Regions from separate parts of the Mus musculus genome. Here region 1 is linked to region 2. A link is a loop called in an ENCODE intact Hi-C map of the cell type or tissue named here. Cell type or tissue: heart. All regions are shown on one strand. Each heading gives the region's core, and the rest is flanking DNA. Links, peaks and the distances in the headings are about the cores only.

Evidence for each region. Hi-C counts contacts between places; a loop is a spot of excess contacts. Peaks named below come from ENCODE experiments on the same cell type or tissue, not always from the same donor. Only the 100,000 strongest peaks of a DNase experiment are listed, where the experiment ranks them.
Region 1: it touches region 2 in a loop (4-fold over the local background); 8 of 42 quality-filtered maps call a loop at or near these places.

What each region holds. Positions count from the first base shown.
Region 1 is chr2:39,000,552-39,016,685 of GRCm38, forward strand. Rpl35 (ribosomal protein L35) reads right to left here and starts at 4,580. Exons shown (of 4, transcript NM_025592.3): 1 at 4,533-4,580; 2 at 4,181-4,317; 3 at 3,556-3,637; 4 at 1,030-1,214. The coding sequence starts at 4,535. The coding sequence ends at 1,065. Arpc5l (actin related protein 2/3 complex, subunit 5-like) reads left to right here and starts at 7,588. Exons shown (of 4, transcript NM_028809.1): 1 at 7,588-7,793; 2 at 12,564-12,636; 3 at 13,172-13,348; 4 at 14,507-15,321. The coding sequence starts at 7,645. The coding sequence ends at 14,569. Wdr38 (WD repeat domain 38) reads left to right here. Exons shown (of 9, transcript NM_029687.3): 6 at 66-197; 7 at 281-430; 8 at 611-658; 9 at 743-1,033. The coding sequence ends at 823. Golga1 (golgi autoantigen, golgin subfamily a, 1) reads right to left here. Exons shown (of 23, transcript NM_029793.2): 23 at 15,605-16,134. In heart, for the core only: CTCF peaks have their summits at 7,557 and 7,758; DNase peaks (open chromatin) are centred at 4,610, 7,510, 8,640 and 10,860; H3K4me3 peaks cover 4,775 bases; H3K27ac peaks cover 3,224 bases.
Region 2 is chr2:39,056,142-39,072,275 of GRCm38, forward strand. Golga1 (golgi autoantigen, golgin subfamily a, 1) reads right to left here and starts at 9,400. Exons shown (of 23, transcript NM_029793.2): 1 at 9,240-9,400; 2 at 8,534-8,582; 3 at 7,101-7,363; 4 at 1-9. The coding sequence starts at 7,235. It overlaps Scai (suppressor of cancer cell invasion), which reads right to left. Exons shown (of 18, transcript NM_178778.3): 18 at 10,073-16,134. In heart, for the core only: no CTCF peak of the experiment used is centred there; a DNase peak (open chromatin) is centred at 9,490; H3K4me3 peaks cover 2,299 bases; H3K27ac peaks cover 1,611 bases.

The DNA.
Region 1 (16,134 bases), core at 3,907-11,906, 57 kb before region 2:
ACCACACCCTGCATCAGTGGCCATCTGAGTGGCAAGGGCGGTTTCATACTCCTTACTACCCACAGGCCACTGGTTCCTGGGACTCGACTGTGCACATATGGGACTTGCGGGCATCCACCCCAGTTGTGTCCTACCACAATCTGGAGGGCCACACTGGCAACATCAGTTGTTTGTGTTACTCAGCATCTGGTCTCTTGGTAAGCTAGGCTGACTGGGGCTCCAAGACCAAGGCCAGCCCGTTTGCCTTTGGGGGTCACTGAGCTCAGGAATGTCTCTTTAGGCATCTGGCTCTTGGGACAAGACCATCTGTGTCTGGAAGCCTACAACCAACAACCTGCCTCTTCAGCTCAAGGGCCATACCATTTGGGTGAATAGTCTAGCCTTTTCTCCTGATGAACTGAAGTTAGCCAGTGCTGGTTACTCTCGTACGGTAAGCCCAGATAAACCTCCGCCTCACCTTTCCAGAGGTTCCAGCCATACCAGAAATGCCCATGAATAACACAGGCAAGGACAAGACCCAGATACTGATCTCTAGTGACCTTGTCCGCAGACATATCTGGGTCTGAGACCACTGATACCTCCCAACTCTATTGCCTGTTTTTACTTCTAGGTCAAAGTCTGGGACTGCCTCACAGGGAAATGCCTTGAGACCCTAAAGGTAAGACACTATGGCCAGTACAAAGACAGGGTGTCCAGGACTAACAGGAATCACTAACCCTGACTGCCGCTGTGTCACTGACAGGGCATGCTGGATGTGGCCCATGCCTGCATTTTCACCCCAGATGGCAAACTCTTAGTGTCAGGGGCTGCTGTGACAAGATGACAAGTCTGCTCAAAGTCGAGAACCTCTCCCATGTAGCTTACGCACAGGCCTAAGGTAACTAAGAAAGCAGCCACCAGATCTCTGCAGCAGGGACTACCCTATCCTACTCCATAACAAGGCTGTTATCTGCTGTAGGCAAGTGGTCACCTGGCCCCCCACCTCGCCCAACCAGCCCCAGGCGGCCAATGTAAAACATGAAGCAGAAAGCCAGTCAGTCTCGCACTTTATTGTCGTTGTCATCTCAGGCCTTGACTGCATACTTGCGCAGAGGATACAGCCGCTCCTTCCGCTGCTGCTTCTTGGTCTTCAGCTTCTCCTCGTGCTTGGTGAGCCGGCGGCGCATGGCTCTAGTCTTCTTGGGTCGCAGGTCTAGGGGCTTGTATTTCTTGCCCTGGGACAGAAATGACAGGGTGAGTCTGAGCACCAGGGGCTCCTGGGAAGATGCTGAAGCAAATGAGAACATGGGACTTCTCTGAGCAAATGGTAGGACATTCAGAGCCTTTCAGCTGGGGGCCGTCAAATAAGGTTAGCAGAGGTTGGCAGGCCTAATATTTGCATAGCCAACCCCCTAATTTCAAGACTACAAGAGCCAGAGGGGCTGAACTTCAGTTTTCCTATGCACCACCCACCAGCGAGTAAGTACAAAGTCCTAGCACAACTGAAAGGGCACTTCACACAGATCAGGCCCTGTGGTGGTTACAATGAAACGGCTGACCCACCAGGCATGGCTCATAATGCTCTAGGCAACATGGGCCAGGGCTTGGTCAAAGTCACCCAGACACAAGTAAGACCCTGAGCTGTTAAGGGAGCTCTCATCTTCCTCTGTGTCCTAGCCCTTCCCAAGGGTTCCAAAATAAAACAGTCCCTTAGTACCCACCCTCAGGGACCAGATCCTGTGGGTCAGACCCCTACATGGTGAGAAGCAGCCCCATCAAGAATTTTAAGAGGCAACAGGCTTCAAAGCAAGCTCCCAGCAGCCTGCTGAAAAGCAGGGCATGCAAAGCCTTTAAAAATGTGTAATTGGGCTGGGCAGTGGTGGCGCACGCCTTTAATCCCAGCACTTGGGAGAAGGCAGAGGCAGGGGGATTTCTGAGTTCGAGGACAGCCTGGTCTACAAAGTGAGTTCCAGGACAGCCAGGGCTACACAGAGAAACCCTGTCTCAAAAAACAAACAAACAAACAAACAAACAAAACCCCCCAAAAAACCAACAACAACAAAAACCCAACAGTGTAATTGGGGTTTGGGGTTCCTATGAGGACCTCCTTCTGCCTGCAGAGGGGTAGGCACAACAGGTTCAATCCTCACGCACCACACTTCTGCAGGACCCTAGGAAGGGCTGTAGGATAAGGTGGGTGGATGGGCGGGGACATGGAGCCACATCAGATAGGCCTTCAGCCATGTCAAGTTCATTCACCCACTTAGAGCTCTGCCCATTGAGCAGTCACCAAACACACCCATCTACTGTTCATTCTACAACAGAGTGGACAGACTACAAAGCTCAACACTTAAGAGTTCACACACCAGGATGCCTGCAATCCCAACTGTTGCGAGCCGGCCAGTTAGAGGCAGAGGGCCTCTGGGAGTTCTAGGCTACCCTGGTCTAAAAGAAAGCAACCCCCCAGAACTCCTACCCCGGCTCCTTGTGGACTGGAGGTAGTTCAGGGCAGGGTCACTCACTTGCCTCATGGCTTAATCCCAAGCACCACCTAAATAAAGAGCCTCCACCTCCAGCCACATGAGCTGAAAGGCCACACATGTCAGCATTAGCAGTGAAGCACAAACAGTTTCAAACGCCACTGCGCAGGGGTGAGGTAAGCGTCCTACACCACTCAGCAGGCTGAGTGATGGGTGTCTGGGCCCCAGCATCTCAGAAACCGAACTTCAGACCCGCCTAAGTTAAAAAAAAAAAAAAAAAAAGTCCCTTGTGGGCAGTGAAGTCATACTTTGTGATGAGCCAGACCCAACACTGAGTAAAAGACTCCACCTGATGGCCTCAACTATAAAATGACACAGCTTCCCCCTACCCCAATTCTTCCGGAGACCAGCCATGGTCAAAGGAAGTAAATTCCTAGCACAGCATGTGAGTTTGAAAGCATGAACGTTTCCCCCCAACCCCCGGTCAGGGTTTCTCTGTGTAGCCCTGGCTGTCCTCGAACTCAGAAATCCTCCTGCCTCTGCCTTCCAAGTGCTGGGATTAAAGGCGTGTGCCACCACTGCCTGACAACACTAACATAACAAACATCTTGTAACTATCCCAGCAATACCCTTAATGTCCTCATGATATGGCTCCAAAGAGAAGCTTTTGGGGGTCGCTGTTTAGCAACTGTGGGTGTCCTTGGGCAACGCAACCTTTCCAAGCCTTGCAACAGCAGGTGCTTGGCTGTGAGACAGACACCCTGAACAGCTAGCTTTGCCTCAGGCTAGGGTTCCAGTTCCATCTTCTAACAAAGCAATCTAACCCAACAACTACCACACAGCTGAGTTCAAAGCTAGTGTCCAGTCCACCCTCACATCCGACTTTTTTTTTGGGTTTGGTTTTCTGAGTGCTGAGATTAAAGGCTTGCGCCACCCTGACCAGCCACATCTGACCCTTTGACACCAAGAACTCCTGTCAGTTCGGGAAGCTGGTAACTGGGCAAACTCAGCCACATAATGGGAGCTTACTGAGGCCCAGTCCTCCAGTCCCTTGTACCCTATACCCTTTCCACAACAGTTCCTGGCCAGTGCTCACCTTGTAGAATTTCCTGAGGTTTTCTTTTTGAGTCTGGTTAATAACAGTGAGGACTCGGGCGATAGACTTGCGAACGACTCGTCTATAAAAATAGATGGCAGTGAAGATCAGGTAGGCACATTAACCCCTCCAACACAAGGCCCTCATTTCTGCCACCCAGGAGGGAAATCTAGAGATAAGGACAGGTTTGTCAACAGATAGACGTGGACACTTAATGCAGATTTGGCCCAAGAACTTATCCCAAAGGCCAGAGACTGAGACCATGCCTTCAAGTTACCTAGTTCAGTGTAAGGAATCACAAATTGGAGAAAAGAGAACAGGTGTGAAGAGAGGACATTGAAGCCAGGCAGAGGCCACGAACAGCTGATTTTAGTCATGGTGATAAGAGATCAACTCGTGACTGGAACACATGGGCTCAGCGTCTCTTTTCAAGTTTCCCTCCCTTGTCGTCACCACTTGCTTCCAGCCGTACTACAACCCATGTGAGGCGGCACCACCATGGCCCTTCAAGGAATGCCCTATTCTCTCACCACAGTAGTTGGCCAAGGACAGTCGAGGGGAAATGGCTCAAGGGGCCAAGGCAGGGAAGGGGAAGCACCCAGCTGGGACCTCAAGGCCCACTTACATCTTGGAGAGCTTGGACGCGGCGCCGCCTGTCACTTTGGCGACCCGAAGCTGGGACAATTCCACCTTCAGATCGTCCAGTTGTTTCAACAGCTCCTCCTTCTTCTTGCCGCGCAGGTCCCGAGCCTTAATCTTGGCCTGCAATGAGGAGCGACTCTATGGGTCACGGAGCTCCCGCTTCGTCCCCGGCCGACCCAGGAGGGACGGTGCGCCAGAGGCCGCGGCGTAAGCGAGGGCGGGCAGCCTGAGCCGGCCCCCGCTGCTCTCTGAGTTCCCCCCGTCCGCCCCGCGCCCCGCGCCACTGTCCCCACGTGTCCCCGGCGACCGATGGCACCCGATTCCCGCAGCCTCACCATTTCGGCGTTGTTCACGGCTGAAGCAGCCTGGTTCGAGAGAAAGAGGAAAGGGCGGGGCCGACTTCCTCAACTACTGCCGGGTGGCGCCGGGCACGGCCAATAGCGTCGCGGTTTGGGAGGCCCGCTCCGCCCCTGCGCAGCCGCGGCCGTGGTGCCCTCCGCTTCCCGGAAGTCCTGCCTTCCTAAGGTTGGCTGGTCTCTAAGCGACCCAGCTGGGGAAACTGAGTCTCGCGATGAGCAACACCGGGCTGGCTGGAGGCAGCGCAGAGAAGGCTGCAGTTCTTCTGTTCCCTCGGTTTTATTCGGAAGCTTGAAGTTCTCTGGTCTGTGCGGGGCTGAGCTAGCCGCGGGTGGTGTCAGGGTGCGGAGGGCATGAGGTGTGAGGGTTTTCTTTAAAAGTTTGAGACAAGGTCTTATTCTAAATCGCTTCCTAATGCTGACAGTACAAGTGCCACAATGCCTCGCAAGTGTATGTGAGAGAGCCAGCGAGCATGGAGGTTGGAGAACAACCTGTGGGAGTTCTCTTCTTCCACTGTTCGGCGCTCGAACGTCGAACGCAAGTGGTCAGGTTCGACCTAACCATCTCGCTATCCTTTTTTTCTTCTTTTCTTTTTTAAATACAAGGCCTCCATATCTATCTATCTATCTATCTATCTATCTATCTATCTATCTATCTATCTATCTATCTATCTATCTATCTACCTACCTACCTACCTATCTCCTGGACTTGTTTTGTACCCAAGTTTGGTATCCAAAGTGCGCCACCACCTGGCAAGGGTAACAATAAAGTCATCCAGCAAGAATTTGCGGAGATGGTATGTAGTAGTACAAATCTCATCCCCAGACTTTTGTGGGATTTCTGATTATTGCTTTAGGTCTGGGCACGGTGTCACAGCGCCCAGGCAGTGGAAAAGGAGGATCCGGAGTTCAAGCCTTCTTTATTACACCAAGATATATTAATGAAACCGTCTCCAGAGAGATTCCAAATCGTGCTGGTAGCTTAGTTCCGTGGTAGTGTTTCCCTGGCATGCACAAAGCTGTGTGCATTCCCGGCACTGATACAAGAATAAATAAAAGCTCCGAAACAGAGTCTTGCTTTATTGCTAGTACCAGTTTATATCTTGGCAAGTCCCTTCGCGTCTCCGGTTAGTGTATCTTTGAGGATTAGAGGAACTAAACTGAAAACCTGCAAAGCTCCCAGCCAAGACCTGATATGTAAAGATTGGGGAAATTATAACATGGTTAAAGTGCACATGACCCTTTGCCTACAGTCCCAGACAGACCGCTAGCATCTAGATCAGAACAAAGCAGACGATGTTGGGTTTGTGTGATGAGTTGACCAAACTGACCAATTGGAGCCCTTTCTTTGCCAAGCTCCATTCAGCAGCTGCCCATTTTTCCAGCAGTTTCTCAATTGTTCATGACTTGATGCTGATAGAAGAGGTACTCAAGGTACTGTAATGAAAGCTGGGCGTGGTGGCGCACGCCTTTAATCCTAGCACTCGCGAGGCAGAGGCAGGCGGAGTTCGAGGCCAGCCTGGTCTACAGAGTTCCAGGACAGCCAGGGCTATACAGAGAAACCCTGTCTCGAGAAAACAAAACAAAACAAAACAAAACAAAAAACCAAAAACCAAAAAAACAAAAAAGGTACTGTAATGAACATTTTTTAGTCACCTCCCATCCCAAGTGTAGCAGCGTACCCTTGTATCCTAAGTGCTCTTAAGTACCAAGCTGAGTTAAGCCATGTGTTTGTGTGCCTGTTTCCAGAGCCAGTCTTGAAGGTCTCTGAGGGTTTAATGCTTTTCAGGCCCAGGATGGGGATACTGGTTGGATAGAATGAATAAGCCTTTTGTAAATGGGATAAGGAGAAATGAACCGAGTGTGGATTAGTTTTAAATGGAAGTCTAAAGATGACCAGGATTCTACTAGAGTTACAAATATACATCATATTTCTGGACATTTTTTGTAGTGCTAGGATTAAACCCAGGATTCACAATATTTTTGAATTCCCAATTACATTCCCCATCTTTGAAGACAAAAAACTTACAGGCACTGTACTTTGCCATCCCTGATGTAATTAAGACAGCCCTTACATTTTTAAATTTTACATGTACCATGTATGTGCTGTGCCGGCAGAGGTGACTGGATCTCCCTGGAGGTGGAGTCGCAGAGCACTGTGAGCTGCTATGTGGATGCTGGGAACTGAACCCAGGTCTCCAAGAATAGCACTTTTTTTCTTTTTTAAATTTCCCGACAGGGTTTCACTCTGTAGTCTTGGCTGATCTAGAACTATGTAGTCAAAACTATCTAGAACTCACAAGAACCCCCTGCCACTGCTTCCTAAGGGCTGGAATAAGGCATGTGCCACATTACTCGCTATGTGTAGCAGGAGCAAAACCATGTCTCACCTAATTTTTTTTGCTCGAGTTCTACTAGGTTAAAATGTAATAGTTTTCTTTTTTTTTAATATTTTTTATTAAATAGTTTTCATATAGTTACAAGAAAAGATTCATTTTAGCCTACGTCTGAAATAGAAAGAATCCTGGGGATTCTGCAGCTTTCGCCTCCTAAAATATGCCTCTTCAGTCAGGAGTACAGGTGGCCACAGAATCCTCTTTAATTTTCGGAACGCCCGCAGGAGTCGTTACATCCTCAAGAAAGGATGTTATCAAGCGTCCTGCCAGCCCCTGGGTTACACATCAACGCCTTTAAAGCCGTTTACTTTTAACAAAGTGGGTCCTCTTGTGGGTCAGTGCTTAAGAGACTCCGGCACTGCGCGTCACTCCCTGCCATCCCTTAGCTCTAAGATTTCTTCCTCCGGAGCGGACAGAAGCGCTGGCTATACCAGCAGCCCGGCTTCGGAGAGGACAGAGTTACGGCTGCAACGCCTGACACCACTTCATCAGCATTCCACGATCCCACGGCGCAGTTCCGCCCACAAGAGCTTCCGGTTCCGGCGCATCCCGGAAGTGGGCGGGCGACGGCGGCTGCGCGCGGAGGAGGGGAGGCGGTGCCTGGCGGCCGCTTCCCGCCCCCAAGCGGAGCCGGTGCGGAGGGGAGCCGGGAAAGAGCGAAGCCTAGGCGGCTGAGTGGCCGCCGCGCTCCCGCCATGGCCCGGAACACACTGTCCTCACGCTTCCGCCGCGTGGATATCGACGAATTTGACGAGAACAAATTCGTAGACGAGCACGAAGAGGCAGCGGCGGCGGCGGGCGAGCCAGGCCCCGACCCCTGCGAGGTAGACGGGCTCCTGCGGCAATATCCTTCCCGGCGCGGCGGCCCGGCTCGGCCTTCGCACCCTGATCACCCCAGCCCCAGTCTCCCGGTCCTCCGCCCAACCCCAGCCCCTCCCGGCTCCTGTCAGTCCCAGGTTCTCCCGGTCTGTGGTTGGCCTTACGCCTTTCTCAGCAGCGCAGCCCTGGAGCTCCTCTCCCTCTGCTCTGCTGCGCTCCGCATCCTTCTGGGTGTCCGTGCATCGGCCTTGGTATCCCTTTATCCCTCCTTATAGTAAGCGGGGTCATTCCCAGGTGCTGCCCTCAGGAGGGACCGAGGTGAACCACCTTGGATTCATTGAGCAGCCAGGGCCACTGCCCTACTGCGCTTGTCTAACTGGCTTTCTTGGGCCCGATTGTAGCCCGGCGTGAAAATAGGTGGGTGGATGGTTGGAGGAAGACTGACTAGAGGGCGGAGGTGGGGGAGGTGTGCTTTAAGGTCCAGCCCTCAGGTGTGATATGGCCTGCTACCTTTTCTCACCTGTCGCCACTTTCCTCAGCACGTTGGGTTTTGCGCCTTTATGGACCAAGTACATTCAACAAGTAATGCGACTCTGCCATTAACCGCCTTGTGCAGAAAGCGTGGAAAAAGCTAGTGATTCAGAGCTCAAAAACACCATACAGTGTCAAATGTAAAAGTGGCTCCCCACGACTGAAAATGACTGCTGGTGGCCACAGAAAACAAGCATTTAGAACAGAAGAGTAAAAATAGAGGTGATTGTCACAGCTGGCTTGGTCTCTTAGCAGTTTGAGCACCACAGGAAACTGATTTATTCTCACAGGAAGATTTTTTTTTTCTTTATTCAAATAGCTTGACAGGAAGTGTGTACCCCTCCCCCGCACTTGCCAGGGTAGGGTTGGAGGCTCTTGCTGTATATAAATCAGGTTCTGGCTGTTTAATCAGTTGACTCAGCCTGGGAAGTCAGGTGTACCGCTTTTGGGAGGAGTCCTATAGTGCTCCTCTAATATATCTTGAAAACAACCCTTTTAGACTGAACAAGAATATGTTTTTGAAATGTGGAGATTTCAAACTTATTTCCTGCACCATTCTGATGGTTAAATTGGGTCATGAGAAGGCCCCTAGAGGGAAGATTGGTTTTTAGAATGGTGCAGGGTACTGACTGGTTTATGTGCAGGTACTGTTGACAAGGCTCCAGAACGATGCATTTGGGCCAGAATCCTAATTATATTGATGAAGAGACTGGGATCTGTCAGCTTCTGCTTTGGTGTTGTTGCTGGGCCTTGCTGAAGTCCCTGGCTGTTTTTTCTTCTCTCTCTCTCTTTCTTTCTTTCTTAGGCAGCTTAGAGGCATTGGCTTAGCTTATAGAAGAGATTGCTTCTACACTCATGGCAGTGTCAGAAGCCTTGTTACTATGGAGAGTGTACCTCTCGGGATTGGGAGAAGGGAGGCTAGCAGAGGAGAGTGAAACCCTAGCAGATGTCAGGCCCAGGTAGGGAGAAGGATGGAAGTAGTAATTGAGTCCCTATCAGGTGCTAATCATTGCATTCAGTCTATAGACCCTCATGTGAGTCTTAGGAGAGAATAGTGAAGAGGTTTAGGGGGACATTAGGTGGTGGTGGTCTCAGGCCTGTGCTGGGAATTGTTTGTGGAAGAGCAGAGTGTGGAAATAGAAAGCTGCTGTGCATCCACACAGGCACTGTCTAACCTGCTTTAACCTTCTGCTGGTCATACACTCTCTCAACCTCAGCATTCTTTTTTTTTTTTTTTTTTTTTTTTAAAAGATTTATTTATTTATTATATAGTACACTGTAGCTGTCATCAGACACACTAGAAGAGGGCATCAGATCTCATTATAGATGGTCGTGAACCACCATGTGGTTGCTGGGATTTGAACTCTGGACCTTCGGAAGAGCAGTCGGGTGCTCTAACCCACTGAGCCATCTCACCAGCCCGAACCTCAGCATTCTTAAATGATAGAGACAACTATGTTGGTCTTACCACCTCAACAGGTGTACCACTAAACACACAGCAGGTGTACTCCAAAACTTGGGCCCGGGTTGTAGGAGGGGCAGGGGATTGTAGAGAGGGCTTGGATTTGAAAGGCAGCTCTGAATTGTAGCTTTGTGACCTTGGGCAAGTAATTTCCCTTCTGTCTCAGTTTCATTATCTCTATGGCAGAAGTCAGGCTCTTGTCCTAGAGGGTTTGTAGAATAAGGTGAGATGTGACTGTATCTGGTCCTGGATCCAAAACCCCCAGGGAGGATTTTTTTTTCCCTCCACTCCAGCGGTTTTAAAGTACCATTGTAGTTCATTTTCTTTCTCAGTGAAACAGCTTCTGGTCCTTCAAGTAGGACTGTAGGTAGAGCAGTGGTTTTGAGTGATTTGGTAGTTTTTTTCACCCCTCCTCAAGGAAATTTGGCAGTGTTTGGTGACATTTTGATAGTTTTAGGATGTTACTGGAAACTTTAGGGTAAAGGCCAGGGAGGTTGCTAAATATCCTGCAGCATACATCAAAGAATCATCTGGTTTAAAATGGCCATGGCTGAGAATGGTCTGGTGGGTTCTTCAGCCTGTTGTCTGAAGCTATTGGACACTATCTGGGTATGGAGGCTAGTTAGTAAACATGATTGCAGAGGTGCCTCTCTGCTTCCTCTTGTACCCAGCATTTGTGAGCCTTTGGTTGTCAGTGGCTGCTTGACAGGCTGCAGTGCTAAGCCTAACGTTCTCATCCTTGTGGACTAGTTACATCATTTCTGCCTTTCCCTCTCATCTCTTTTGTGAATGAAATGATTGTTAGTTCATGTGTACTGTTAAGCTTTTATGGGACCCTGCTTATTGCCTGGGGATACTGAATTAGAAAAGTTATGGGGTGGAGGGTTATCAGTGGCTGTATCAGGACTAGTTCTTGTTTGTCTGAGGAAAAAGAAAAAGAAAACTAAAGATAAAGGGTGGGGCACCTGTCCACTCTGTAAGGTAGGTCCATTCCAACATGGTAAGGAAGTGACTTGCCTGGTGGTACAGAATAGCTTTTCAAGATGGTACTCACTAGGGAAGTTGGGACTTCAGGTTTGCACCAGAGGCTAGCTGTTCACACATGGGCATTGCTGCATGGTCAAAAGTAAAGACCTGATTGGGCAGAGTCATTCCTTGTTCTATTTTTGAAGCTTTTTGGCTTAAGCCAGTGTTTCACATGAGGAAATGAAAGTTGGCTGATGTAATTCAGTTTAAAATAGGTGTAACCTTTGGGGACATAACCTAGATTGTAATTTTCTTCAGTGTGCTGGGTATTCAGAACTCAGCAGTGAATGTGAAATTAGGATTCTATCTAAGGCTTGTGGGGAAAGGGAGCAAATGGCTCATTTTGTGGGCCAAAGTGAGACCTTGCTGATTTGGAAGACAGACAACCCCCTATCTCAGACATCCCCCTTGAGACATGTTTTAACTATGTAGCTCTGGCTGGCCTTGAATCTGCCTAAGTGCTGAGATTTAAAGGAATGAACTACTAGGCCTAGCCTGAGAGGTATATTTGACATACTTGATTGCTTTAGCTGTTTGATAAGAGGCACAGAGTGAAGATGCGTTATGTCTAGCCTGGTGGTGGTAGCATTGACTGTTTTTAATCTCAGCACTCAGGAGGCAGATGCAGGTGGATGTCTGAGTTCAAGGTCTACAGACCTACAGTTCCAGGACAGACTGGGGTATACAGGGAAGCCCTGCTTTGAAAAACAAAACTATTAAGATGTGTGTGTTTCTATTCCCTTTTAGAATGAGAGAGGGTGAGAACTCCTTGCAGTCCATTTGTGCATGATTTCCCATGAAGATCCTGTAAAGCAGACAGTGCCTAGCACTGAGCATGTGCAAGTAGGCTCTGAAGGGACTCTGGCCAGCTCGAACACGGCAGGCATGGTTTTGGTGGACCGTGTTAACCAGACTGCATTCCTGAAGCCAGCCCCTAAAGTCTATTTGGATTTATTTGGCTTATTCCTACTCCTACCCAGGCCCAGCCATCAAAGTATTGAAATTCAGTAATCAAAAGCCCCCTTTGGCTCATGTAATTAACATGCTCAGTTAAAATGAAACACCACATTCTAACATGGGTTTTCATTTGTACCTTTACTTTTATTTTTGGCGGGTTTCTTTGTATAATCTTGGCTGCCTTGGAACTCAATATAGACCAGACTGGCCTCAAACTCAACAGTCCACTTGCCTCTGCCTCCAGAGTGCTGGGATTAAGAGCGTGCACCATCACTGCCTGGCCTATTTTACCTTTATAAAGCACCATTTTCCTATGTACCCCATCTGTTGTCTCTATCCAGAGGCAGTCCTTTGTCCTTGTTCTCTGGAACAAATACCTTTGCCCCCTTTCCCTTGCTTCTTTCCTCTTCTCCCTCATCTTCTCTCTCCCATGTTTGTCTCTTATTCTCTGCCCTCTGAGTCAAAGAAATTTCTTTTGTGCTGAGAACTTGGTATTGGGAGTCTGGAGCTAATACTCTTCCTTTCAGGCTCTATTAGATTCTAACACAAAAGAGGGCCGTTTTTTGAGGAGGAAGCTTCAGGAAGATACTTCAGGAAGAGCTTGCAGGTTGGCAGAGGGCACTGCCCTCTACTCCTTCCTGTGGCTCAGGAAAGGTCAAGGCTGTAGCAGCCTGTGCCTGGTTGCAAGAGGCCAGCGGGAGGCAGTGCGTGGTATGGATAAGATCCCTTTAACTACTCTGGAGCTGTGTATGAAGGGAGGTCATTAATGAAAGCATGGGCATGCTTGAGCCTAGCCATCCTTAACTGGCTTTGATGCACAGGGGACATGCTTCGGGCGTTCCATGCAGCTTTGCGGAACTCACCAATCAACACCAAGAATCAAGCTGTGAAGGTAAAGAGGTTGTGCTACAGCTGTCAGGATCAGGACTTTGTGTCCTTAGCAGCAGTTTGAACTCCCCGGGGCCTGGACAGTAACTCTGCATCACTGGGAGTGTGCTGCTACATGGCATTGCTTTTCACCGAAATCATCTGGCAGTCCTCAGATAGTGGTGCAGTGGGTTGCTTGATAACCTTGTCATCTGTAAAGTCTAAGGCCTTGCTGATGTATCAGAAGTAGTGATGCTTGAGGCTGGGCTGAGCCCAGTGGGAGAGCTTGCATATGTATGATCCTGGGTTCAAACCCTGACACCAAAAAAAAGTCATATTACCTATAATAAACTACTTGTTCTCTCCACAGTAAGTGGAGTCACTTATTTGTAAAAATTAGTGAAATTTAATTAAAGCCAAAGAAGTTTAGCTCACCTATGTAGCTCTATCGGGGATGAATTAGAAAGGGTTGGTGTTTCTGGCATGTTTTGTCTATTGGTTTCTTCAGTAGTGTTAGGATTGCAGCTCCTGGCCTCACTTACTTTTTCCTTCTTTTATAGGAACGAGCCCAGGGTGTAGTCCTGAAAGTACTCACAAACTTTAAGAGCAGCGAAATTGAGCAGGCTGTGCAGTCACTGGACAGAAATGGCATTGATTTGCTAATGAAGTACATTTATAAAGGGTTTGAGAAGCCTACAGAAAATAGCAGTGCAGTGCTACTCCAGTGGCATGAAAAGGTACGTGACTGCATTGCTGCACTGTAGCTTGCAGTTCCCCCAGGGTTCACAATGGGAGGCCAGACTCAGAACAGATGTAGGATGGTCTGATGGGTATTTGGGAATGGCAGGCCCAAACTTTGACATTGAACATTCTCCTTACCCTGAAAGCATCTAGTGAGGATCTTCAAATACTTGCAGTCATATTATTTTTGCTTTCTACCTGTGGATTTTTAGGCTAGGCAGGAAAACTACCCTTGATATAGGACAGGGGCAGGTGGCATGGTGAGGTAAGAAGGGCTTAGTTGGGGCCTCAATATGTTTCTTTTGCTTGTGGAAGAGAGCTGCTGAAAAGGAGTTGAAGACATCTTTAAAAATGTAGGCTCAGTCTCACTGCCAGAAGGAGCAGTTGGCAGAAATTGGACTCATTCACGCCAATCAAAAAAGGTTTTTTGTTGTTGTTGTTCTTTTCTTGAAGGAGAGAGGACCAAGGCATGTGTCAAACTTTTGTCCTGCCTCTGTCAACTGTACACCCCAGCACTGTAACACTTTAGCAAATATACCCCCCACTTATGTGTTCCAGACTGTGATGAACACAGTTCTTGCCAATGGTTCAGCATGAGATTTGTAAGAGTCTCATGTAGCTCAGGTTGGCCTCAAATTTGTTTTTTTAAACTGTGGATGGCCTTGAACTTTTGATCTTAGTGCAGAGATTGCAGGCATGAGTTTTACATGGTGCTGGGGGTGGAATCCTGGGCTTAAATGCATTCCCACCAACTGGTACATCTCTAGCCTGAGATTTTTCCCTATGGTAGAGACAGAACCAGGGCTCTGGCATGGATTAGGCAAGTGATCATATACTGAATGAATTATATCCCTTGACAGTATTGACTTTTAAGAATGCTGCTTTTACTGGTAGGTCAGTTACAAGGAAACTCAGGCTTTTGTTGTATGCTTGGGGACAGTGGTCCCAAGCTAGTTCTATTACTTCAAGAGCTGGAAGCTTTTGGGAACCTTGACTCTAGGACAGGGCTCTCTCTAGAACTTGATCTCTTTCAGCAAGCCTGTGACATAGTGGGATTGAGGTCTGGGAATATGTGTCCTCATCTCTAGGTGAGTAAAGCTCCCCGCTGGCCAGTCAGGTACCATTTGACATGTTTCCTTTTCCTGTCTCCACAGGCCTTAGCTGTAGGAGGACTAGGCTCCATTATAAGAGTTCTTACAGCAAGAAAGACTGTTTAAAAAAAAATCCTGTTACCTTGAGAAGAATTTTGGATGCCCAGGCTGGTGAAGAAGGGACTGACAATGGACCATCTTCCTAGAACTCCCAACTAAATACTTCAGGACACATCTTCTGGAATGTATTTTACTTTTGAGGTGGAGGGAGAAATTGTCTTATTGATTCCTAAATTCTTTGCAGGATCAGAATGTCTGCCTTTGTCTACAGAGTTAACACAGAACCAACACTTGACTATCAGGCTGACTGGCCAGATTATGTCAGGTGTACCTGTGAGCACTGTCTGTTTGAAATGGGGAGGGACTGTTTGGGCAGGTGCAGATCCACAGGCTGTGGTGAAAAGGAGAGCTTGGGTTCTGAAGCGGAAAAACCTGAGAGTTTGTACAGACATCCTGTCTTCTCAGAGAAGACAGGCTCTCTTGGGTTCATTGTAAAGTGCCTGCTGCATCAATAAAGCTCTTGGCTTATTAGTCTATTCATCGCGGTGTGTTCTCTGTATGTTAAGTGGGAAAAGAAAGGGTTAGTAATGAATGATGATAGTTGGGTTTGGAAAGCTGATGTAGAAGGAGTACAGGTGTCCCTGTCCTGCCATCCCTGGGGGAGGGGGAAAGCAAGCAGGGCGACGACACAGCTGTGCCATATTTCAACTACAGAGGTGCTGGATGCTACCGAGAGACCTTTTGCTGAGTGTTTATTTTTCTTACTCTTTTGATTTGTATGTAATTTTGGAGCTTATTTAATAAAGTGCCAAACCTTTAATGATTGAGGCTTCAAAAGTCATCCATTTGTGTGATTACAGGTGTAGTCTTGGGCAAGTTCTGGTCACTGTCTCCTAATGTAGGGTCTGTTTTAAACCCCAGTAATAGCAGTCAGCTCTTAGTCATAAGCAAGTGCTCCTGAGTACATAATTGCAGCTTAAATGGTGGCAGAGGCCCCCAGTCATATTCCTGCAGCTCTGTGGCCAAAACACCACTGGCCCTGCCCTTCCTAGATCCTCTGTAGAACCGCTGATGCTTGAGAGGTAAGATTAGCCCATGGATCATTAAATCACATATTTATTCACCTTTAATCTGAGGAACTTGCTTTCTTTTGAAAGACAAAAAAATCTGTAGTCCTAGAAATATGATACTTAGTACAAAGCTGAGTGATGGTGGCACATACCTTTAATCTCAGCACTTGGAGGCAGAGGCAGAGGCAGGTGGATCTCTTGAGTTTGAGGCCAGCCTGCTTTACAGAATTGAGTTTCAAGATAGGCCGGGCTCTGCAGAAAGAGCCTGGCTTAAAAAAAAAAAACAAAAACCAACAACCAAAACAAAACCCCGAAGGATTACATTTGACACATCAAAATAAACATACCTTGAGCTTTATCAAGTAAAACTCACTGTAGTTGCATCTTGAAGAGCTTTAATCAAAAAGTATTGCACCACAAATAATTCTGCTACAGCAGTTTTTAGATAATACTATCCCTATTTACATTGGTAGTAAGATCACAGTCCAGTGCTCATCTATAAAGGGCTACACACTGTCTCTTATAAAGTTTATGGAAGTAAAGTGCATGAAGCCACTTGGA
Region 2 (16,134 bases), core at 5,431-13,430:
ATCGGAAGCCTGTTGAGACAGATGAAAGGGAAGAACAGTTCATGTGACTCTCTAGCCCTGTATTTATTTATTTTATGTATGTGAGTACACTGTAGCTGTACAGATGGTTGTGAGCCTTCATGTGGTTGTTGGGATCTGAATTTTTAGGATCTCTGTTCGCTCTGGTTGGCCCTGCTCACTCAGTCCCTGCTTGCTCTGGCCCAAAGATTTATTACTACACACTGACTTCAGAAACACCATGGGTGTTTGTGAGCCACCATGTGGTTGCCAGGATTTTAACTCAGGACCTCCTGAAGACCAGTCAGTGCTTTTACCTGCTGAGCCATCTCACCAGCCCCACCTCTTCTTTATATTTATTACATTTTAGCTGATTAAATCATTGAAGCCTTCCTAATGAGGCCTTTCTCCTCCACCTGTAAAGTGGAAGTGACATGAAAGCCATAGGTGCTGTCACACAAGTATATGTCATGTAAGTCTATGCTGGTGTAAGCTACTGCAATAAATGTAGTCCTTTATCTAATAGTATAAAATAATTAAGCTCTTATGATCATATTACACCAAGAACATAATACAAAGAAAGAGATCACTTTGTCTTCTAAAGATTAAGTTCCTGGAATAAAGGGAGTGGGGTTTTTAACAAAGAACCATAGTCTTGTGCATGGCTAAGACTTTGTCCTGTATTGATAAAGCTTCAGTATCCCCTTTTATAAAACAAAAGGTTATTAATCCAAATCTCCAAAACACATCAGACTTTCACAGAAAACATGCATTCAATAGTTCAATATATGAATAGGCATCTACTTTCCTCCCCAACAATCAATTATTTTAAAACTTGTGGAAAGTTGTGTGTGGTGGTAAACACCTTTAATTCTAGCACTGGGAGGCAGAGGATGGTGAATCTTTGAGTTTAAGGCTAGCCTGGTCTACATAGGCTGTTCTAGGACAGCCAGGACAGTCAGACTCTGTCTCAAAACAAACAAGCAAGCAAGCAAACAAACAAGCAAGCAAAGAAACAAAATACTTATGGAAAACCAGGCATGATGACACTGGCCTTAACACCCAGGTCAGGAAGCAGAGGTGGTGTATCTCTTTGAGTTAGAGGATAGCCTGGGTTATACAAAAAACCTCAAAACTTAAAAGTCTATGTGTACTACTATTACTCTGGATATCATCTGTTACTGCTAAGACATAGTTTACTTTAAGGGGAGAGGTTTCTTTCTGGTTTTGAGACAAAGTCTCATTCTGTAGTTCAGGCTGGACTTGAACTTGGTTGTATTACTTCCTGAATTTCGATATTACAGGCATAAGTCATCATGCCTAGCTGATATTCTAACCCCCTTTTCCTCAAATTTTTGGCATTTATTTATTTATTAAAGGTTTATTTATTTATTATATGTAAGTATACTGTAGCTGTCTTCAGACACACCAGAAGAGGGTATCAGATCTCATTACAGATGGTTGTGAGCCACCATGTGGTTGCTGGGATTTGAACTCAGGACCTTTGGAAGAGCAGTCAGTGCTCTTAACCGCTGAGCCATCTCTCCAGCCCTGGCATTTATTTATTTATGTGTATGTATGTACATTTGTGTAGAGGTCAGAGGACATTTTCAGGAGTTGGTTCTCATCTATCATATAGGTCTCAGAGATCAAACTTAAGTAATGAGGCTTGTAGCAAGTGCCTTTACCCAATAAGCCATCTCTCCAGTTTGAATATTCAGATTCCTATCTTGTCACTACTACGACTACGACTATGACGACGACGTCTGATGAAAGAAAGAAGGGTGGGGTGGGATGAGTAAAACAAAACTAAGCACGTAGGGAAATGCCATAAGGAAGATTGCTACTTTGTCAGCTACTTACAAAATATTTTTTGAAAAAGGGGCTGGGGAGATGGTTCAGTGGAAAAAGTACCTGCTGTAGAAAGATGTAAGTTTGGATCTGCCAGGCATGGTGGTACATTCCTGTAACCTCTGCACTGTGTGGGAGGGAGAAGACAGGCAGATACCATAACAAAATGGTGAGCTCCAGGCTCAGTGGGTAAGAGTGCTTGCTAGACAAGCATGAGGACTGGTGTTGAATTTCTAAGCACCTAGAAAAAATACCAAACATGTCTGCATGCACCTGATCCCCAATGTTAGGGGAGGACAAGTGGATTACTCCTTAGCCAACCTGCATTGCTCAAAGGAATTTCTTTTTGAGTGAGAGACCCATTCTAAAAGAAGTCAGGGAGCAAGAGGAAGATAGCCAGTTTCCTGTTCGCCTTTGCCTGTGTGTGCACCTAGGCACCCACAAGCACACACAAACACACAAGACAAAATAAAATAAAATAAAAGGTAGAGATCAACAGAGGAAGATTCCCAAAGTTGACCTCTAGCCTCCACATATGCTTACACAGGTAAGTATACCTGTATATATGTGTGTGTGTGTGTGTGTATGTGTATATTTAATGCACAACACACACACACATGTGGGGGAAGGTAAACAAAATTTAAAATACTAAAAGAAAATTTAGACAGTGTTTTCCTATATGGCCCACTCTGGCCTTGAACTGAAGATCTTCCTTCCTTATCCTCCTAAATGCTAAGAGTATAGGTATGTGTCACCCTGATGACACCTGAGTCTTTGGTTTTACTATAAAAGTTTTCAAAACTACATTAAAGAAGTATAGAGAGTGGCCTAGCAATCATTTTACATTTGCCCCTCAAATGTTTTTCTCATATTTGCTTCTTAAATTCTTATTTTGATGAGGTTCAAATAATAGACATCAGGAGCTTTCATTCTGAACTCAAATATACATTCCTAAGAATGGTATTTTTCTACTTAGGCAGAATTCTGTTACCACAACAAACAAAACTCAAAATCATACTAATAATACCTCATCTTTCATACTGTTTTTACAGTTTATCTCCATGATGGTTTTATAGGTGGATGAACAATTTCCAACCCATTTTAAACATTTATTTAACTGTTACTTGCCATTCAATCTTTACTGGGAGCCAGTTTTTCTTTTTTTGTCTAGTACTGAGTAAACCTAGACACCTAGTGCTTATAAAAAGATTCTGGGGCTGGAGAGATGGCTCAGCGGTTAAGAGCACTGACTGCTCTTCTGAAGGTCCTGAGTTCAAATCCCAGCAACCACATGGTGGCTCACAACCATCCATGATGAGATCTGATGCCCTCTTCTAGGTGTCTGAAGACAGCTCCAATGTACTTAGATATAATAATAAAGAAATCTTTAAAAAAAAAAAAGATTCTGTACTGGGGACTGAATCTAGGGCCTCACATATATTAGTGAAGTGCTCTTCCAGTGAGCCTTACCCCTCTCAGGGTCAGTGTCAAGGACAGGTAAAAAGTAGTCTGTGGAGTTATAGCACCTGCGCTCAAGTCTCAGCTTCACCACTTCTTAGCTGTAAGAACCTGGTCTGATTACCCAAATGCCCTGGACACTGTTTCCCTTATGGTGAACTGTGACAGTGACTTGTATTGACCTTGCAGAGCTGTATGAGGAGTACATAAAGCAGCATTTGTCAGTCCTCAGAGCAGAAGCTGCCACACATTTGCTCCTATTACACACCATCTTCTCCTAGTTGTCTTCTCTGTTTACACTTCTATAACAGAGGACATTGGTAGCTTAGAGATGACAGAAATGGACTTCTTAGTTCTGCAGTTTGAGATCACTAAGATCAGGACCTAGGGAAAGTTTAGTGTTTGGTAAGGGCTTACTTTTTAGTTCATGGATGGGCACCTTTTTGTTGCACCCTGCATGGTAGAAATGGAGGGGCAATGTCTGCAGCTTTTTATAAGGGCACTAATCCTAAATACCCAGGGCTCCTGACTTACTCCTCTCGCAAAGGTTCTACTTCCTAATGCCCACAGTGGTGGTGAGCCATGGGAGACACAAACAGAACAAGTTGCTTTATTACTGTGAATAAGAGATCCTAGGCTATAGCACTGTGCTAAACATTAGGAACGGTGGTGAAACAGGCTTTCCTAAAACAGCAGTAGCAACAACAGAGGCTGATTATGAAACACTTACTAAGAACTGGGCCCGATAGGATTTCTATAGGAAATGCATATTTCCTAGATGTATGGGTGTTTTGCCTACATGCATGTCTGTGCATCACATGTGTACAGCATCTCTCAGCAGACACTTTCCAAGTATTGTCACAGCTCAGTTCTTCGGGAACAGAGTATAATCTGTAGGGGTTGCAATTTTCCCATCTTTCCCCTGATGATGGCAGTCAGTGAAAATATACACTGAGTAGTCCTGGCATATCACCCAGCCTAGGGGATGGTTTGAGAGATCCCTGACATATACTTTAATAAAGATAGATCCAGTTTATATTCCTGCTTCACGGATAAGGGAACTAAACAAAGAAAAGTGAAGGAATCTGTCCACTATCACACAGTAATAATGCAGCAAGAATGAAATTTAGCTTGGTGAGGTGTTACCTGTCTTTAATCCCAGTCCTCAGGAAGCAGAGGCAAGGAGATCTCTTTGAGACTGAGGTCAACCAGGCCTACAAAGTGAGACCATGTTTCAAGAGAAAAAGAAAATAAAGCCCAGGTCTTGGTTTCATAACTGACCTGTGTGAGTTAAGTGCTTCACCTTATTGCCTTTCATAGAACTCCTAGTTTTGTTGGAATAATTGTCAAGTGAGTCAGCACTAGTAATTCAGAGTAGCAGGCACTACTACTGAGGAAAGAGAAAATATGCACCACACTCAGAAGGAAAGGGCCAGGGCCCAAGGGGCTTTCTAGAAGTAACATGAGAGGAAAATCTCCAAAGGATAGCCAAGAATCTGTCACAAGAACACAGAATTAAAGAGAGCAACACATTCTAGAGAGAGTAAACAAAATAGGCAAACAATTCTTGGCAGGAAGCACTTTGTTTGTTTCAGAAAGTTCAGTAAATTAAATATGGATCTAGTATAGGGTGTAAGAAAGTTGATTAAGATCAAGTTGGATAGGTAAGCTATGACAATACCATCAGTTTATATACCACAATAATGAGTTGCTGGAAATGAGGAAAAAGTTACAGAGTTTTAAGCATTAAGAGACATGAATAGATTTACTTTAAAGATTATATTGAGGAACAGCTACTTGAGACAGGGCATCCAGATTGGTGACTTTTATCCAGGAAAAAAGGCATCTTGGGTAAAAGGTAAACAGTCTTATAGATGGAGTAGAGAGGGGAGTTTTAGAGACATTTGGGAAATGGAATCCAAAATAGCTGTTGACTGATTATGCACTAAAAAGACAAAAGGAGGAGGGTTCTAAAAAGCCTTTATGGCTTCTGTTCAAGGACTTGGGCAGATGAAACTTCACGTTTAAAGTTGTAGTTAAGGAGTCCAATTTGCTCACTTTGAATGAGAGATGACACAGGAAAGATGTCTGTTTAGAGAAATATACTGTTGGATATAAGCGATCAGAGCTAGGGAGTGAGGATCAGACTATATAATTACTTAAATTCAAATAGGTTACTGGGAAAGTCTCAAAGCCACGTAGTCCCTAAATTCAAGTCAGTCTCTATGCTGGAACAGACTGTAGATGACAGACTTCATTTATCATCAACATGAAGGGAAAGCAGATCCTTCTGCTGAGAACTCAGCATTAAAACTAAATTCTTCAGTGAGGTGATCAAATAGCCATTCCCGTGTTCTGTTTGTTATAGGAGCCAACGATAATCTTTATCTTGTCATTTTATTGCTCCACTCTAATAACCTAATAGCTTTTACCATGTAATACGACCTGGATTCAGGTAGAGGAAGAAAAGAGAAGACTCAGCTGACCATGGAAACAGTTCAAATGTCAATCACTGAAGAAGGAGGATAAAACACGGACTTTTCAAATGGTGACATTTTAGTAAAGGTAAAAATAAGTGAGTCATCCCTTCAGGGAACAAAGATGCACTCTGGGAAAATGTTGAGTTAAAGAAATAATAAATTATGAGCTCAAACATAAATGTTTAAATATTTTATAAAGCAAGAAAATGATAAACACAAAGTTTAGGTTACCGCCTTTCTGGCACAGTTGGGGAATTTGGAAGTAGCACCTAAGTGGCGTTAACAGCATTATTAACGTTCTACTTCTTACACGGGCACTAGATTTGCTTCATGACTTACACTTTACATATACATTGCTCTTTACATGCTTTCTCTCCTCGCAGACCTGGAGAATAAACCTGCTTTTATGTTATATATATTTATATATATGAATATGTCAAGCACTAAAATTCCTTAAAGAATCATTTAAGTTAGTATAATCCTCAAGCTATTCTCTTTTCTGATAAAAGCAGCATACTGTGAAATCCTACCAAACACACACACACACACACACTTTATGAACAAAATAGGATACTGAATCCATAGTGATAATTTTCCATCAACTTTCCCAATAAACTGCACTCTGGCTAATTCAAGACCACAATTCACAGACAGTGACTTAAAATTTATGTGCCTATGGAGAAAACAAGATGTACATAATACATTCATTCATTATTCATTTATTTATTTTTTGCTTTTTGGGGGGGGTGGGGACAGGATTTTTCTGTGTAGAACTAGCTTTGTAGATGAGGCTGGCCTCAAACTCAAGAAGATCCATCTGCTTTTGCCTCTCAAGTGCTGGGATTAAAGTTATGTATCATTGCACAGGGCAAGATGTAAATTTTAATAGAAAATTAGATCAGAGATAGGGAGTGAGGATCAGTCTATGTAAATGTACAAGTTATATAAACGGAAAAACAAAGTACATAAGGGGAAAAATGGATAAAAAATAACAAAGCAAAGGCTAGTAAGAATGAAAGATGAGCAGGGCAGTGGTGGTGCATGCCTTCAATCTCAGCACTTGGGAGGCAGAGGCAGGTGGATTTCTGAGTTCGAGGCCAACCTGGTCTACAGAGTGAGTTCCAGGACAGCCAGAGCTACACAGAGTAAAAAAAAAAAAATAATGAAAGATGAGAGATGCAGAGTTTTCTACATCTATAAACTAGAAAAAGCACAAAAGAATCTAAAAACTTTTACTGGAAAGATTTCTTGTAGGGGTACTTAGGAAACATATACTGACTCTATCAAACATTCAAAGAACGAGAAGACACTTACAAAATCATCTCCAGAGTCAGCTCCCATGGAGGCCACAGACTCCTTGCTCACAGAGCGTGGGATCCTTGTTGTGCCGCCTGGTCTCTGAGCAACAGCAGTCTCTTCTGCAATTTTCTTCTTTAGTTTTGCAAACATTTTTGCTGTGTGGATATCTTTCAGGGTTAACTAACCCCTAGACTTCTCAGTGAATGAAATTCATTCACACCTCCAGGCTAGCTGCATCCCACTTAAATGTGGGCCAAAGAATTTTGGCAACACAAGATCTATAAATCAGAAGAAAGAGATAGCTCCAAGTTAAATAGCTGTCAGATTCAGGCTTCAAAAGTGGTTTCATAATAAGCACACACACACACACACACACACACACACACACACACACACACACACGAACATAATTATTAAACATTTAGAAACACTCAGGTGCTTCACTTACATGTATGAATAAGGGCATCTGGTCTGAAGGAGGCAGAATAACCTGCCAGGACTGTATGGCTAAGTATATAGGGCTAGTGTCTGGACACAGAGCTGACTCATCAACCTCAACCTTTTGTTTTAGCAATGGCACATGTAAAAATTTCCAGGTCAACAACATGTAATTATGACTTAATGTTTCAAATCTTTCTTCTAATAATATATTTAATAAGAATTTAGTGTTTTTTTTTCCTTAAGTCAAAAGATACAAAATATGCAACTCAATCTCTGGTTTTTAATCAGGTGCTTCCTCCTAGGAGGGAAAAGTTACAACATAGAAAAAAGTGACCAAGAACCCAGACTAACTATAGTTATCAGATGCTCTTTAACTTTTCTCACCCATGTGGAAATGTCTAATTTTCTTTGTGCTTGATAATATTACATCTAGCCACAATTTCTTCCCATATGATAGTTAACATGAGATTCAAAATTTCTTTCCTTCAATGGTATATAAAACATTACTGGGCCAGGTATGGTGGTGCAGAGGCAAAAGGATCTCTGTGAGTTCAAGGCAAGTCTAGTCTACACAGCCCCAGGTCAGCCAGGGAAGGCTGCATAGTGAGATCTTGTCTCAAAAACAAAACAGGCCGGGTGGTGGTGGCTCACGACTTTAATCCCAGCCCTTGGGAGGCAGAGGCAGGCGGATTTCTGAGTTCGAGGCCAGCCTGGTTTACAGAGAGAGTTCGAAGACAGCAGCCAGGGCTACACAGAGAAACCCTGTCTCGAAAAACCAAAACAACAACAACAACAACAACAACAACAACAAAAAACCAAACAAAAACCAAAACAAAACAAAATAAAGCAAACTCCTACTGTTCTGTTTCAACCTTATCTTTTCACGTCTGTGCAGGATACACTCTGTTGTAAGATGACAGATGACGCCTTACCACTTCAGGTTAGCCATTAAGCCTATGAAATCCTTCAAAACTTTACCCCCAATATCTGTAAACCACTGTACTCACCTGTCTTATCTACTATATTTAAAAGAGTATGGAGGTCAAAGTCACTGCCCTGTGTAAAAACAAAGATAAAATAGGTTGGATATTTCAAGTGCCGGATGAAAACGTTCAGCGGGAGAGGGACAAAAGAAGGGGGGGGGGGCAGGGCTGAATAAGTGGGCAAATACACCTGGCCACTATTGTACTACTGTCAGTGAGACGCTCCTCAGTCCCAGTGGGCAGCCTAAGAATTTCCACCTTTAAGCAGAAAGAATTTCTTCTAGCACTGGTGCCAACACTCATGTCTCCCTAGGAGTTCTGAGCAAAACATCTCGAATTAGTTGCCGGCTTCCCAGTGACAATATTTAGTTTTCAGCCGATTCTCACAGCTGGTCAGGCTTGTGGTCTGGTCCCTGAGCCCTTACTCGCACTAAGTTGCTAGAACGACAGCAAAGTTCTGACAGATGGTTACGGTTCAGAGGTGCAGGTCACCGCGTTTTGGATCCCACTCCCTCTGGCTCGCTCTGGAGGCGCAGCCCTACTAGGGCTGTCAACCAAGGGAGGGGCTCAACCTCTGTTTGACAGTAGGGAGACTGCGCCCCTGAAAAGAGTGGCGGCTTGGCTTAGGTCGCGCAGGGCAGCTCCAGACCCCCAGGCCAAGGGGGCAGCCTTCGCCCCGAGTCCCCTGGCACCGTCCCCAGCCCTGGGTTGGGGTCCATTGTGTCCCCACCTCGCGGTAGAGCGCCGGAGGCCATGGGAGAGAGGGAGGCCTACTTGCGTCCAGGGACTCCAGTAGTGCACTTGCTGTGTGGGAGCAGCCACGCCTCCGCGGACTCTCGAGGGCGCTTGGCCCCCACCTCAGGCCGACGAGCCGAGCACCGACCCGGAACCGCACGTTTGCCGCGCGCCGGAAGTGGCAGCGCGTCGGCTTGGTTCTCAGCGCGCGCATGCGCCCGTGTGCGATTCAGCGGCGCGCAAGCGGGGGTGCTTGTGCCGTTGGGCTGAAACGGCTACCGGGCGCGGGCACCTCTACCTGTGTTGGCCGGCCACTGACACGTCAGCGAGAGGCACCGCAATCTGGCCGCCCTGGATCGGCACCTTCCCTTCTGAAGAGGGAGGAGCCCCGTGGCGTGCGGTACCCCAGGGCCAGCTTTGGGGCTACAGGAAAGTCTATGCTCAAAAAAACGACACCGGGCACCTCTCAATCCGAGTTGCTGTCGATCATGTTTCATACAACTGAAAGAAGTTTCTAGAACCTTTTATCCTAGTTCTGCCCAAGTAAGATTTTCGTATTTCTCAAGTTTCAAGCTACGCATTGTACATTATAGCAACTTCAGTCCTGCCCTAGAAGCAACCCCAGCCTGTTTTGTTGATTCCATCTATTCCAGTTTCCTCTTGTCCCAGTTGTAGCAACCAGTTAGGGAGAAAACAAATACTTTATAAACAGTAATCTCAATCTACAAAATAGTTATACGCGTTAATCTGTAACTCAAGACAGCTAAAGCGCCTAAGATTTACCCCAAACAAGGAAACAACTGTCAATACTAAAGAAATACACAAAACTTTAAGCAAATAATGTTTATTTTTATATTGATGATACACTTAATATATACGTGATTCAAGATACAAAATTCATTTACAAGAGTTCACACTAGATGAATGTATACACATTCCTAGAGAATATTTATCAATGCAAAATTCTTTATTACACTGACCACAAAAAACAAAAAAAACCCCACAGATATTCTGTAATCTTGTTATTTAACAAACATCAAAACAACGTTTTATTTTCCATCCTAGTATTTATGTGCCCTCAAAGTGACAGGCACTGTGTAACAGTTAAGAATATTGGAACGCCTATGGAATCTGCTCTGTAGAATCACAGTGTTTACTCTGAAATTCATGTAGTGAAGAAGTGAAAGGCTCTAATTGTTTATGACAAATCACATACACAAGAGTTAAGTGATCAACTCAAGAAAATAAATGTTCAAGAACTTGACAATTCCTAAGGTCTATAAAATGTTTACTGTAACAGACAAAACCAGAAAATGACTGTTGGAAAAGAACAAAAGCAAATTAAAATCCTTAAGAGAATGTATGGTTTAAGCAATTTAGAAACACCACAGACAAGACTTTTACAAATGTTCAAGTCAAATGATACAATAGAATTTTCCCCTTAGTCACTGTGGTAAAGTCTCTTCAAAATTGACCAGTAACACATAAAATTTGTGAATCTAAACAATCTACTGCATATCAGAGCTGACTGACAGGTTTATTTGAAAGTATTAACTCACAATACCCAAATTTTAATACAAATGAACAAGACTGTCTCATACAGGATAATAGTGATGTGTGAACAACTAGATAGGCAATCAGCTTTATTTGTACGACAGAGAGCACTTGAATAAGGATTGTTACATGAGAACTGTTGTGCTTCAATCTGTTGAGAGCTAATAAATATAACTCTATAATCCCTACAGGGTTACAATTCTATAACATTTCAGTTACAGACAAGCACATTTAAAAAAAAAGTGTTTCACACTATTAGAAAGTCAAGTATAGTTTCTGCTATTTCAACAAGTGCATTTCTGCCTAACATAGTGTAGACAACAGATTCACCATTAGTTTCAGGGTAAAAGAAGATCAACAGAACTTTTTAAAAAAAAAACCACCCAAAACCCTTGATTTAATTAACTTTTAGTGATACTTTGAATAAAGCTAATTGACACTAAGTCTTAAAATGGAAACTGCTCAGAAAATAACAAAGTTCTCTTAAATTAGTTATACTAATCTTTACAGCAAAGTAAAAATATATGACTTCTAACTACTTCATCTGATTCAGTGACAAATGCAACTACTACTTATATTGGTGCTACAAAATGAGGGTAACTTTTTTGGGGAAATTCCTTCTCTTGTAATCTCTATAAGCATTTCCTACTCTGTAAGACCTTCCTGCCTCAATTTTAAGAATCCTACAACATACAGGACTCGAGCTGAAGAGCAAGGCTTATAAAAAAAAAGTTTGGAAAACTAGCGATTATAGTCTATGCGGTAAAAAGAGTATTTCTATGCAACTACAAATGGCCACATAAATCAAGTTCTAAATTACTGTGTTGAACAACACAATGTAATTTAACGATATAATAACTCTTAAAAAACAAACCCATTCCTTAGGAAACGGTAACAGAACTTATAAGTAGTTTTTTTTCCCATAAAGACTTTAAAATACACCACTGTATCTTTTAATTTAGGGGAAAAAAAATCAGTGGCCTTTCTCTGTGGTTTGGAAATGTTTACCAGGGAAAGGGATAACATCATTTGACATTTTATAATGGTTACTAATGCTAGTTTCATGCTTGGAATTTTCATGCTATGAAAAATTCATAGTTCAAACTAATGTTTATAAATCAACTTTTGAACCAGGGAAAAATGGACATTCATGACAGTTTTAAACAAGGGGGAAAAACAGTGATATATACAAAAGTATAAAAATTTAGTTACCTTTCACTTCAAACTTATAAAAAAAAAACTAACCATAACTCCTCTCTTCAATTTGAAAGTGATGTAACTCAGTTCATTAATTTTCATTTCATAAGAATGAAAATTTAGAAAGTTAAATCTAGGATCTGAAAAAAGTAAAATTTGAAATTAGTGATATTGCCACAAATACTACATATAAAAAGGTGATTGTCTTAGGTGACAGACTAGAATTGTCCACTTAAAAGGAAAAATATTTGCAATTTGTAGATTGTTTTGTGACCAAATCCAGACTGAGCCTGTAAGCAAATCTGTCAAATGCGATGTAATATACTTTAAACTGTTTTTAAAACGGAATCTACTGCCAATATTATAAACAAAACAAAACAAACAACAACAACAACAAAACACCCTCAAAACCACTGCTTTGAGTAGTCTGCAAACTTAAATTTGAAAAGCACAAAAAGAAAAATATTTTAAAATTATGAAATGATGTTATAGTTATGAATAACAGTATTGTGTAAAAATGAAACTCTTGATTTTCACTTAAGAAAACATACAAAATTCCAAAGAAAATACTTGTATGGTACCAAATTAGTTATACTTAATGCATTTATCCTTACCTAATTGTATATTCTTCTATGTTATTCCTTTCCTGTAAGTAGGTGATTGATTCCATCGTCACATAAATTATTCTCCATTTAATATAATGCATGTTGAAAATTACATTCTTGTGCTCAGAACTCAGTGAGGATGGAAGGCCTAGTTTGAGGAAGATGAATCATCTTACTTTTATTAACTCATGTAGTATCCAGTGTTGAGGAAAGACTAGGAGTTGACTATGTGTGCATAAGCATTCAGGAGAATGTGGGGGAAAGGCGTGGTTGTCCCAGCAATTCATATTTTGCTGAACTGCAAAGTTACCAGCTTTGTTACTGTTTGGGGAGAAGTTACAGGCACAGTAGCAACTTTGCCCTACTAGGTTTTTTTTTTTTTTTAAAAGAAAATAAACACATAGGTGTATTATATGCCTATGCCTCACATGCAGGCAGTGCACATGCATGTAGTGCCCACAGAGGCCAGAAGAATGTATCAGATGCTCTGGAACTGAAGGTTGTGAGCAGCTGTGTGTGTGCTAGGAATTAAACCTAGGCGTGGTGGGTGGTCCATGACTCAGAAAGTGGAGGTAGGAGGATCTCTGTGAGTTCAGCCTGTTCTATATAGGAAGCTCCAGGACAGCCAGGGCTACATAAAGAGATCCTGTCTCAGATAAGCAAAACACAAAGAGGTTCTTATTAACTGCCCAGACCTCTCTCCAGCCCCAGTTTTATGAATTTTAAACATAATATATGATCTGCCTTCTTCAAAAAAGTTTGGTTGTTAAAACAACATTAGAGTCTGTGAACATTTTTTGATAGGATTTCTCAGGAAAAAAAAAATCACATTAATGTACCTTAATTTATTTCAGGAAAAAGATAACCTTAAGAGTATAATTGAAAAGTGTTATGAATAGCTGGATGTTTTATTAACAATGGGGTAGGGGCAAATGCAATAATTTTAGAAGTGGTAAAATTGACTCAAACTGATTTTTCTCTTTGGAAAAAGTAATAAGAGAGATTTGGTCTTTGGAAGAATACAGTAGAAAGTTGCCCTGGAGTTATTTTACAATGCAGAAATAACTTTATTCTTTATAGTAAAGTTATCCAAGTGTCTAAATATCCCTTACATTCATTCATGCAAATAAGCACATGAACTAAAAATATTGATATGCTGCAAAACCCAGACAAATTGGCACCGTACATATTTTCTGTAATTTTACTGTCTCCAACATTATCATCCCAAGTCTATTAGGATTTTTGAGCCAGGGTTTCCTGTGGCCCATGCTAATCTGAAACTTACTATGCACCAGAAGCTGGCCTCAAACTTCTAACTCCCCCTCCTAAGAACTGGGATTATAGATACCCTCCCTGCCCCACACATTGTGCTCAGCTAGAAGCCTAGGATTTTATAGCCTCTTAGGCACTTCATATTAAGAAATCTACTTTGTGTGTGAATGTATGGTTAAATTGTACAGTAAAAGTATTCCCAGGGAACTCAGCAATAAAAGTAAAGGCTCTGAATTTGCTGGAAGCATTTTTCAGATGAATGGACTTATCTTTGATATGCAATGCCAGCAAGAAAAGTTTACTTAGCCAGACAGCTGCTGTAGACACACACACATCAACAACCCAGTTCCCCTCTATCCAGCCCACTGAGGTTTGGCCTTTTTTTGCTAATGTCCCTTCTGCCTCACAGAGACACTTATAGAATGAGCAGACTGATGGAAAAAAACTCAGAAATTAAAATTTAGCATCAGATATTATAATGATAAACATGGCTATTTCAACTTAAAAGACATTTTCTATTTTCAAGTGAGAGCAAAGTAATTTTTTTCAATAGCCCTCAAAGTCCTACTCAGTACTAACACTCAAATATGGGCTAAGAAAAATAAAGAACTAATAGATTAAGTAAGACACTGCTGGTGTCTCAGATTCACAATCATAGTTTTTCAGGTTTCTAGCAAATATATCAATTTAAATGGAAGTTTGTAGATGACTTTAAAGCTGAGAATATGCAGCCTACTCTTAGTATCTTCATATCTTAATTTCAACTCCAAAGGAGCCCATTTTATCTCAGCACAAGCCCCTTAAAATTGAGGCTTGTGAAGGATATCCAGCCACAACCTAATTATAGTAGCATGAACAATGCCACTCTGATGTCCTCACAGAACTAAAATAAATCAGCCCACAATGGGTATAGGTATATAATATGCACACACTGCATCACTGCATACCAAGATATTTAAAAATATGTACACATATATACAAAAAGTTTACAGAGATTTCATATAGCATCACAAAAATATACACATGCCATTAAAATAAGAATTTCAAATAAATAAGTTCTAAAAAGAGCCTTCAACCTAAACACTCTTAAACTTCTCCAAATAAACATGAGAACAGAAAATACTCCCAAATCTCCAGGAGACTCAAGGCATTCAAATTCATATTCATATTAAGCCTTCCACTCACACCGAGTGGACGGATGATTCTGGCAGTGGCCAAGTATGCAGACATTGGCACCTTAATGCATCTCCAGTCCAGAACATTCTCTTGTTATTGAGGTGATTATAAGTCTCCACGGATAAGTGAGACTTTTCAACTAGGTTGAAACCCCACCTCAGACATAGACAGAGACTGAACTTGGAGAAGAATGCTTCAGAAGGACCTGTGTCTGATTCGGAAGTCTGAGCTGGACTTCTTCCTTGACACTAATGAAATTCAGTATCATTACCTATTTAAGGGAATTCTATTACATGATGGAGGAGAAGAAACAAAACCAAACTCTAAACCCAGACCTCGAGTCAGGAAAACCTCAAATAACAAATTACACTTCAATTCCCAAACTGTGAAACATTTTAACTTTGTTAAAAAGTATAAAGGGCACAATAAATTCTGTGCTTTGAAAGTTTTTGAGAGCACCGCTTCCTAGGAGGGATATACTTACAAAGAATATATACTGCCTAAAATCAAAGAAAAAAAATCTGATTTTATAATTAATAAAAAATGCTAGTGGTGGCTGATTCACTGGCGAGAATATTCATTATACTGGGATTTAACCACAGAGCCTTGCAGATGCTAGGCAAGCACTCTATGACTGAGCCTTATCTTGACTGGTTTGAATTTCCAAAACAGAACAAAATCCTAATTTTTATGTTAAGATTATACAGCTCTAAAAATTTCCCTCCTGTTTATTACAGAAAGAAGTTTAAGCAACTGGGCTGAGATGAGCTCGTGTTTGTTATGTCTATCACCAAATAACCAGTAGCTTCTGACATCTCAGCTTGCTTCCTATAAGACAGGGAAGGTTTAGTATCAGAAATACATGGATACAGAAAGAAAATCCTGTTGTGCTTCACTTTGCTTTGTGCATAACCAGTCTCTTACAGTCTGATTCTTCCTAGTTTGTTTATAGTGATTCTTAAGACACCAGAAACTTTATCAGAATCTACAGAGAAATTTGTGCAATTTGAGTACAAAAATGTTGCTCCCTTGGCTTTGCTTTTTTTAGTCTTACTATTTAAGTTTTTAAAAATTCTAAGATTAAAT